2 separate regions of the Homo sapiens genome follow, and region 2 is linked to region 1. Evidence: chromatin contacts called from ENCODE Hi-C or POLR2A ChIA-PET data. All regions are on one chromosome and are shown on one strand. The core of a region is the stretch at or near the end of the contact, and the rest is flanking DNA. Distances in the headings are between cores, read along the strand shown.

What was found. A loop is a pair of places that touch in the nucleus more often than their neighbours do. ChIA-PET counts read pairs that join two places held with the same protein, here RNA polymerase II (POLR2A). Pooled maps may share reads with other maps.
Region 2: a loop to region 1 is called in a map of PC-9, with 9 times the contacts of the local background. The contact joins two enhancer-like sites. A Hi-C loop is called at or near these places in 3 of 168 maps with a recorded cell type or tissue (Caco-2, Calu3 and PC-9) and 2 of 50 pooled maps. POLR2A ChIA-PET finds 5 or more read pairs at or near these places in 5 of 52 experiments (A549, AG04450, BJ and 2 more).

What each region holds. Positions count from the first base shown.
Region 1 is chr1:164,680,913-164,685,446 of GRCh38, forward strand. The region is part of intron 2 of PBX1 (PBX homeobox 1); the gene reads left to right. Among named protein-coding and RNA genes, the nearest start is that of PBX1-AS1, 91 kb to the right of the region's middle. Within about 2 kb of position 2,584, at least 3 of the 41 ENCODE cell types and tissues checked have a DNase peak (open chromatin) inside an H3K27ac peak, as active enhancers do; they include PC-9, where a contact is called at or near this core.
Region 2 is chr1:164,764,999-164,769,995 of GRCh38, forward strand. All of the region lies in intron 2 of PBX1 (PBX homeobox 1), which reads left to right. It overlaps PBX1-AS1 (PBX1 antisense RNA 1), which reads right to left. Exons shown (of 4, transcript NR_038072.1): 3 at 4,861-4,997; 4 at 4,118-4,358. Among named protein-coding and RNA genes, the nearest start is that of PBX1-AS1, 7.1 kb to the right of the region's middle. Within about 2 kb of position 2,472, at least 4 of the 41 ENCODE cell types and tissues checked have a DNase peak (open chromatin) inside an H3K27ac peak, as active enhancers do; they include PC-9, where a contact is called at or near this core.

The DNA of each region.
Region 1 (4,534 bases), core at 1,334-3,833:
AACTCTATAGACACTTACAGAACACCTACTATGTGTGAGCCTGGCATTTTTAATTTAAAACCCTTTCCTGGCCAGGAATGGTGGCTCATGCCTGTAATCCCAGCACTTTGGGAGGCCATGGGAAGAGTATTGCTTGAGCCCAGGAGTTCGAGACCAGCCTGACTCTACTAAGAATTTAAAAATTAACCTGTCATGATGGGAGCGTGCCTGTAGTCCCAGCTACCCAGGAGGCTGAGGTGGAAGGATTGCTTGGGCCCAGGAGTTCGAGGCTATAGTGTGAGATCCTATCTCAAATAAATACATTAATAAATCATTTTCTTTGTAATACAAACTCAACCTAAGAACTAGATAAAAGAAAGCCGATTTTACTTTTTTCCTTTGTGCTCAGGTAATAGAAAATGAAATTTGTATGTATGTTTATAACATGTACATTTATACCTGTATATACATATTCATATGTATTTTTAATCATAGGGAATGAACACTAGAAAGTAAATGAAAAATGAGTTGAAAAACTAAGCATTTAAAATAAATCAATTGACTTTTGATATATTAAGATATTAATTTCAAGGTTAATTATAGCCTCCTCTTAGAGATACAACTGTTCAAAGATACATCATCACAGCTGATTGTCAGGCCTAGATGCCTGTGAGGAGAGAGACTCAGCTTCAGTAACCTGTTGAAGCCAGAACATAGAAAGTAAATGAAAACTCAATTGTAAAAACATTCATTAGTTTAAACCCTAGACACTGGGGCCTACTTTAGAGTGGAGCGTGGAAGAGGAGTGAGGACTGAAAAACTACCTATGAGGTACTATGCTTATTACCTGGTTGACAAAATAATTCATACACCCATCCCCCATGACATGTAATTTACCTGTATAACAAACCTACACATGCACCCCTGAACCTAAAACAAAAGTTAAAAAAAAATTAAACCCTTTTGTCCTCAATGTTTTGATATTTGGTCCCGGGAACTCAAATTTGCCTTTGTCTTAACTGGTAAAAATATTTACCCGGAAATGAAGAAACATTAAATACACTAATATGTAAAGACTTCAGAGGGAACGTTTAAGAATCCAAGCAATCAAAATAGCACCTTTAAGTATTTCTGTAGTGTATGCTGTAAGTACTCTATAAAAATGTATTAATATGTCTTGTTAAAATGCCATTTACATACAATGGTAACATAATTATAATTACACGTCTTTCTTACAGATTTATTAAAACAGATGTGATCTACCAATAATGTTTTACATCTGATGGAAAGAATTGGAATATAATAATCCTACTTTTCTTTAATGCATTACTAATTCAGACAGGCCCTTCTGGTTGTTCTGAATTGGAGAGAGAGCAGACACTTCAGTTGGATTTGGAATCATCCACTTTTTTTTGCAGGTATTTCGAAAAAAGCCTGGTTTTGGTACAGCTCTTCCAGAACCCACGGGAAGAACCTGTTCATCAGCTCATCCATCCGTCTGCTGAGTAAATGCTTATTGAGCATCTACTGAATGCCAGCACTGTTCTTTGTTCTTGGAATACATCAGTAAACAAAATAAGGAAAACAAAACCAAACCTCCTGACCTCAAGGAGCTTTTATTTTAGGAATGATGTCTTTTAGTCATTTAATAGTTGCTGTTTTTATTAACTCTTAACTGTACCCATAAACTGGATACTTTCAACTTAAAAAAAAAAAAGAGAAACTAATTATGTGCCCTAAGGATCACCAGGCCTTAGGTTCTACCTTTATTTTTCTTCTACTGTTAAATAGCAACCTCATTCCTCAGGCTGCTGATGGAATTGGTAACTGAGTAATCAGGCCACTGTGCTCGGGGACATAAAACCTGTGGCTGCTGCCATTGCAGAGTCCCGTCATGGATCAGAGTTCGTCCCTGGGAAACAACTTGTGCCGACGGAAGGAGTTCTTCCTTTGCTCCCCTCATACCTCCCTTCCTTGCAGATGGGATCCTTGCAAGGGCAGAGCAGCTCTTAGAGTTGTCAGGCCCTTTTCTTTCATTCTGCTTATTTTCCCATAGGCGAGTACTGCTCAGAACCCAGGCTGTGAGTTTTTTGATGTGGAAAGCTATTTACTAAGCATGTCTTGACGCAGAGGATGGAGGGAAAGAAAGCCTCCAAGAGAGTGGTGATTCTACAACCATCATCAAATTTTGGTTGAAAACTCAAAGCTGCTGATATGTATTAGTAAGCAGATAACAGTAACATCCTGTATTTGCATGGCCCTGTATCAGTCAATAGCATTCAGATTTGTGTGGTGGTGTATAGCTTTCCTTATTTCATATCAGGTGTTTTCATTTGATCCCAAGTGGTATGTCCTGAGACAGAAGAAATAGCCCCATTTTACAGAAGAAGAAACCCAAAATTGCAAGGAATTTGCCTAAGGTCATTAGAAAGTGTCTAAAATAAGACTTTGACCCGGACTCTCTGATTTCAAGCCCAGCGATTCTTCTAACAGGCCATATTCTTTCACTTTTATTATCTTGACTTACGCAACAAAGGAGATAAGCCAGGTACATGTCATTAATCTTCCTATGTATGACAACTGAGGCTCCAGGAGGTTAAGTGCCTTGCCTAAGATTACTTGGGTGGTGGTAGAACTGGTTTTCAAAACCAGATCATCTGAATGGAATCTAAGTCTTTCTTCTGTATCACCTTGTTAATGTGTCAGGAACTACCACCCCACCTTCCAAAACACATACACACTCTCACTTTTAATGCGGACCCATCTTAGAATAAACTAGTTAAGGACTGACTGCTGAACATGGTCCAGAAACTTACTGTCAAATTTTGCTTTTGAGATGTGCTTGTGTTGTGTGAAGTCTTTTTTTTTTTTTTTCAGTATTGATGAGGGATCACTTTAAGATTTATTGGATTTTGTTTGTTTTGTTTTGTTTTGTTTTGTTTTTGAGACAGGATTTCACTCTTATCACCCAGGCTGGAGTGGAGTGGCGTGATCATAGTTCACTTCAGCCTCTAACTCCTGGGCACCAGCAATCCTCCTGAGTAGCTGGGAATATAGGCATGTGCCAACACACCAGGCTAATTTTATGTATTTTTTAGATTTTCATAGAGATGAAGGGGTCTCAGTATGTTGCTCAGGCTGGTCTTGAACTCCTAGCCTCAAATGATCCTCCTGCATTGGCCTTCCCAAATACTGGGATTACAAGCATGAGCCACTGCGCCCAGCCTGTAATTATTCTAAAGATTTCTTTCCTGTTTATGTACAGAATATCTAACAGCTATGCTTACCTTTAAAGCAGCCTTATGAATATCCTTGTGAATTCCTTAAGCTCAAGGGTCTTGTTTGCATTTTGTAGGTATATCTGTAGATAGATCTTACCTATCTCTGGCAGGTAACATTATCATCATGTTTTCCCTGTTTCTGGACACTTTGTGAAAGCATTGTAGAAATAAAAGAAGTCTTTATTCTTTGACCTCTCTTATGCATTATGAATTCTGAAAAACTGAGGGAGATAAAAGGCAATCTATGCTTTACTGCTTTCCCTAAGTTTTGAGAAGCAGGCTTAAAAAAATGCTTTAAAAATTTTAGATGCCATAATACACTGAAAATAGGGATCTCAGGTATTTGAGGCAGACCAGGATTCTTCTTTGACCAGTCCTTTCACTGAAAAGACTGTATTTAGATATTTCTCTGAGTGTTCTAGATTCATAGACCCAAATGACCTCTCTGAGCATCAAGATACATGAAGAAGTTACTTCCTGAGGATAATAAATATGAAAAGAGAATTATCACCCTCTGCTTTCAGAAATCACTTAAAAAGGAAGGGAGTGCTTTTCCCATGAGGTTCCTGAGACAGAGTCCTTATGTCACCTTGTATTGGCAAAAAGATCTGGGGCACTGTGTTTGACGATAGCACTTCTTTGTTCCCCTCCCGATATATTTACAGAATATAATCCTATTTTGCTTGCACTCATTTCCATAATACTGAAAGTAAATAAACCTTATATAACGTTTTATGGTTAAGAACTACTTAGTCTTGTGTGTGGAACTTCAGCAAGAAGCAAAAGAAAATTCACTTATAGATATGTTACCTCACGTAATCCTCACCACAACCTTAGGAATTAGACATAAATTACAAGAACCAATTACTGATTGGGAAAGTAAGTCTCAGAGAGGTTAATGACTTCCTCAAGGACACAGGATGTTTCTTGATCTGACCAAGACGCGGGCCTCGTTTTCTGAATCCAGGGTTCTAGTCCTGTCTTTTAGGAGATGTCTAAGTCATACAAAAGCATCACTGGCAGATTCCACCAGTGTTTTATTCACACCTTGCAACAGCCTGCTTTTTGAAGGTTTCTTGCTGTCATGGCTATTCATTCCTATGAGGTGGAAATGGCTTTTTTGGTATCTCTTTGCATTATTACAGTTGTTGTTATTTTTAGTTCTATTTATATGAAAAATGTACTTTTTAGCCCACAAAAATAGCATAGCAGCAGCTTATCAAAATGTCCCAGACAAGTTTACTTCAACAAATTAGTAACACCTTCATGCTTCC
Region 2 (4,997 bases), core at 1,222-3,721, 84 kb after region 1:
TAGCACTGGAGGACAGGTTTCCATATAGTTATAGGTTAAAATACCCTTCCTCCACCCTCACCTTTCCAGCTTAATTGCTTCTGTCAGCGGCCACATATATGGTTGTCAACAGTTTACAGACAGTGATTTAACCCTCAGTTTTAGAAACATATAGAGGTGATGTCTTGACAAAAAAGAGCAAGCAGTATAAAGATGTACATGTAGCCCTACCTACTTCCATGATTTTTGTCTCTGCCCAGCAAGAGTCAGTGTTATCTTTAAAAACAAATTGCTTCTGGTATATGTGCGATAACATGTATGTGTGAGATTGTGCACATGTACATGTGCAGTGGAGTGGGCATCAATGTATTTTACTGATTGAAGAACACAGAATAATTTCTATTCTCATTTGTTTTGGAAACTTGGAACAGGAAGAGGGAACTTGGCTTCATCAATGAAGATGATTGGCTCCCGATAATGGCTCCCTTCTGGTGCCAGATTTAAGGCAGGAAAAAGCAAACAGCTGTTCAAAATGACTTTCACCTAGTAAACACAGGAGAGAAGGCAGCTAACACTTACTGGATGCCTTCTGTGTGCCCAGCTTTAGTCTAATTGCTTTACACATGTTAACTCATTTAAACCTGATGGCAATCCTGTGAGATAAATGTGGTTCTCCCCAGTTTACAGATGAAGAAACAACTGAGGCTTTGAGAAGTGAACTGACTCTCCCAGAGTCAGACAGCTAACAAGAGGCAGAGGAGTTGGAATTTAACTTAGGTCTGTCTCATTATAAAACCATCCAGTTTCCAGGGTACCATGGAAACTTGTGTCACTGTGAGTCAGATACTCTCATTCTGTCAGGGTGTGAAATGCCCCTTAAAATACTGTTATGTGAAATCATAGCTGGTGGCTTTATGCACTATCCTCACTGACTCTGCTAACCTTGTTTGAATAAATTAAAAAATATTTATGAACATGTACCATGCCCCTAGCAAAGTTCTAAATGCCGTTGGGGGAAAAAAGAAGGGTAAAATATGGTCCCTGCCCTTGGATGGGTAACTCTCATTTGGCAATCAGAAAAGCAGTACATGCAGCAGCTGATGGCCATGATGATATTTAATAAATTTGTGACTTGGGTGACAACAGAAACTGAATAACTGTATGACATCATTCAAGCACAAAATCCAGAAGCTGAGAAGGGGGAGATTAGTATATGCTAGGGTGAAGGGAATCTAGAAGGACAGTTTAAATGTGGCTGCATGGAAGGCTGGAAGGAAGACTTGAGAGAAACAGCTGGACTGAGCAGTGATTGTAGAAACATAAAGTGTCATCATTACAGATTTAAGAAGAGTAACATCTGCCTGGCACTTTACAGTTTCCAGAGCACTTTATTTTCTTATTTCTATTTTCTCTCACTTCCATTATTATTGTTATTAATCATCATCACCCCTGCTTTACCTATGAGGAACACCAATCAAGTACCATCCCTTACACATATTGTGCCCTAGGAAGGGCTCCTGAGGAAATAAATAAAAGACTCTCATGCTGAGAGAGAAGCAGCAGGACACTTGCTCATGGTCACACAGCTAGTGAGAAGCAGAGACTTGGCCTTATCCCACGCCCTCTGATTCCAAGTTTGGATAAAAAATAAAGGCTTTTTCTAGAGTTTTATATTCCTTATCAATGGCTTCCAGTTTACAAATGGGTTGTATTCCAGAAATTTTCTTTTCTTTCCTTTTCTTTTATTTATTTATTTATTTATTTTTTTTTTTTTGAGACAGAGTCTGGCTCTGTCACCCAGCCTGGAATGCAGTAGTGTGATCACTGCAACCTTTGCCTCCCGGGTTCAAGCGATTCTCCTGCCTCAGCCTCCTTGAGTAGCTGGGATTACAGGCACGCACCACCATATCCAGCTAATCTTTTTGTATTTTTGGTAGAGACGGGGTTTCACGATGTTGGTCAGGCTGGTCTCGAACTCCCGACCTCGTGATCCGCCCGCCTCAGCCTCCCAAAGTGCTGGGATTACAGGTGTGAGCTTTTATCCTGTTTTTTTTTTCTTTGCAACCTATAACACATTTTCAGGAAGTGTCATAAAGCTAGATTCCAAGGTCCATTTGGACCTATTGCAAAAGAGAATATGCCTTAACTGTGACCTGCTTATTCTGTTTTAATTATGTCTGTTCACTCTTTACAAAATAGTTCTTAATACAAACAATACATTCTGAGGCAGGGCAGACTATATAATTTGTGGGTCCCAGTACAAAAGGAAAATGTCAACTCTTCATTCAAAAATTAAGTATTTCAAGATGGCGTCATCAGAGCATGAAACCAAACACGGGGTCCTTCTGCATGAGGGGCCCTGGGGTTCCACACAGGTCTCATGCTCACAAAGCCAGTGCTTTGGTTTAGAATACAAGGAATACCTTTTTATCCTAGAAATTTTATCAGAGAGTGCGCTGGAGGCATATACATGTGCGGGGCCCGGAGAGGAGGAGTGGACAGGATATGGATTGGATATGGCTTTCTGCGTCCAACTGCACTCTACTCCTAAGTACCAGGAACGTGTTAACTCTCAGTTGCACAAGGAAAAATATCTCTTGATAAGTCATCCCCAAAGAATTCTGATTTGGAGCAAAGGGGAGGATGTAAAAGTGGGAGGTAGTACAAACATCAAAAAAAGAAAAAAAAAAAAGGCTTTCTGTACTCACTGCCAACTCAGATTTGGTTCATTTTCAAGTTTATAAGTTTATTATTATAAGTGTAGATAAGGCTCATTCTTATGTAGAGGTCCCAGTACCTTCCACATATATTTCTGGCACAGAAAAACAGATGGGATAGAAATTTACACAAAAATCACATCTGCCACTCTGGACAATTAAGCAAAACATGAAATTGCAACTAAAAACCACAGGGTATTTAAATAGAACAAGATTTCAAATGAAGGACTCATGTTGTTGAACCAGAATGTGGTTTAACTCTACATCTTCTGAAAAGGGAGGATATTTTTTGGTCTTTCCATATATACTTTTTTTTTTTCCACATCAGTAGATGTGCCTACTTAACGAAAACAACTTTTCTCATTCAGAGAGAGGCTAAGCCAAAATATAGTACTCTTTCGAATCATATTATCTGAAGGGACATGAAAAGGGAGTAAAAAAAACCTAACATTGATTTCACACCAGCCATGTGCTAGGGGCTCAGCAAAACTGCAGACAGCAAGTACAGCCGGCTTTATTTTACAGTTGAGGAAACAAGCTCTGAGATGTCATCCAAGGCCTCCCAGACAATAAGTGCTAGCTTGGGACTTAAGGCTTGAATTCTAAGTCCAAGCTTGTATTCTTCCCACACACCAGACTACCCATCCTGTTCTGAATTCCAACACAAGAAGCCCAGGACACAGAGGGGCACAGGGCCTGCAAAGCAATCCAGCCCCTCAACCTTGCAGGAACCCAATCATCAAGAGGGGAGACCCTACTATTAACATTCTCTGGGTCCTCATGGAGGCTGAGCACTGCTTTATAACTTTGCTTTTGCTCCCTTAAATGTTTCGGAAATGTGACTTGGATTTATAGATTGCAACGGCTTTCCATTGTGTGAAACCCAGTGGTTCCCGATAGAATGGTTCCAGCCAGCAAGAACAGTTGCCTTGTGCTGAGTGTAGCGGAAGAAGACAATAATTGACAGAGAAGCATATCATCTCTTTCTACCCAGTGTACCCAATCCACTCTGCCTCATCTCCCCACCATGGACCTGGAATGTTGTCAACCTACTTGTGTGAGATAAGAAAACTCTCATTAAGAAATCCATTCATCACGCCTGTAATCCCAGCCCTTTGGGAGGCTGAGGCAGGCAGATCACTTGAGGCCAGTAGTTCAAGCCCAGCCTGGGCGATATGGTGAAATCTGTTTCTACTAAAAATACAGAAATTAACTGGGTGTGGTGGCACACGCCTGTAATCCCCCAGCTACTCTAGAGGCTTAGGCATGAGAATTGGTTGAACCCAGGAGGCGGAGGTTGCAGTGAGCTGAGATCACACCACTGCACTCCAGCCTGGGCAACAGGGTGAGACTCTGTCTCAAAAAGAAAAAAAAAAAAGAGGAAAGAAGGAAAGAAGGAAGGCAGGCCAGCCATTCAAATTGATTCGAACATCAGATTCTTTGAACTTGCACATGTGATGTGGTTTGACTCCCTTATAAATACATCGAATTTGGTGGCTTAAAGCTTTAGAGTGGATCATGAAGAATCTCACAGGGGTCAAATGAGACTCTGGCCCCAAATTATGGATCTGTACTTGGGGTACATTTTCTTTCCTGGCCCCTACAAAGGTGAGCAGAAGACACATTTCCTTTGGTGTCAGAAGTGGCTTCATCTTTGTGGTCCTGCAGGGTAAAGTGTGACACAAGAGAAGACTTAGGTCCAGAAGATGCTATACATAAAGTGGGGAAAGCACCTTGCCCCTAATGAAGGCCCCTGAGACATGCACTCTTTTCTGCCCTTCACATGATGAAGTCTCACTTTGACATTTATTAAATGGGCCCGGTAGAACCAGTCCTCTCCTAAGGCTGTTGTAAGGACCAGATGAGGTCTTGTGTGTGCTGTACAAATGGGAATGACACCATCATAACCAGGAAGATTGAGTTGGAGTTGGAAATCTAGGGAGCATGGCAAATGTGGACCTTGAGCCAACTTTTATTACTGTGGCACCAAATCATTTATGAATAACTTATATATAAGTGATGAAACTCTATAGTACTAAAAGGAACTTGGTTCCAGTCACTTGCCCTCATGCCCTTACTCCATTTTGGTCTATAAAAAAAGTCAGTGCTCATGTTGATTCCCACACTTTCTCTCTGCTTGCCTGCACCTATTCCAGTTACCTACCTTTTGACTCCCTTTTTTTAGCTTTCAGATGGTAACTGACTTGAGACCAGTACATCCCTGCACATAAGCAGACAGTCCATGCTTATCTGAATTCCTGGTGTAAGCCCAGGGTAGTGCAAAGAGCATGGACATTGAAG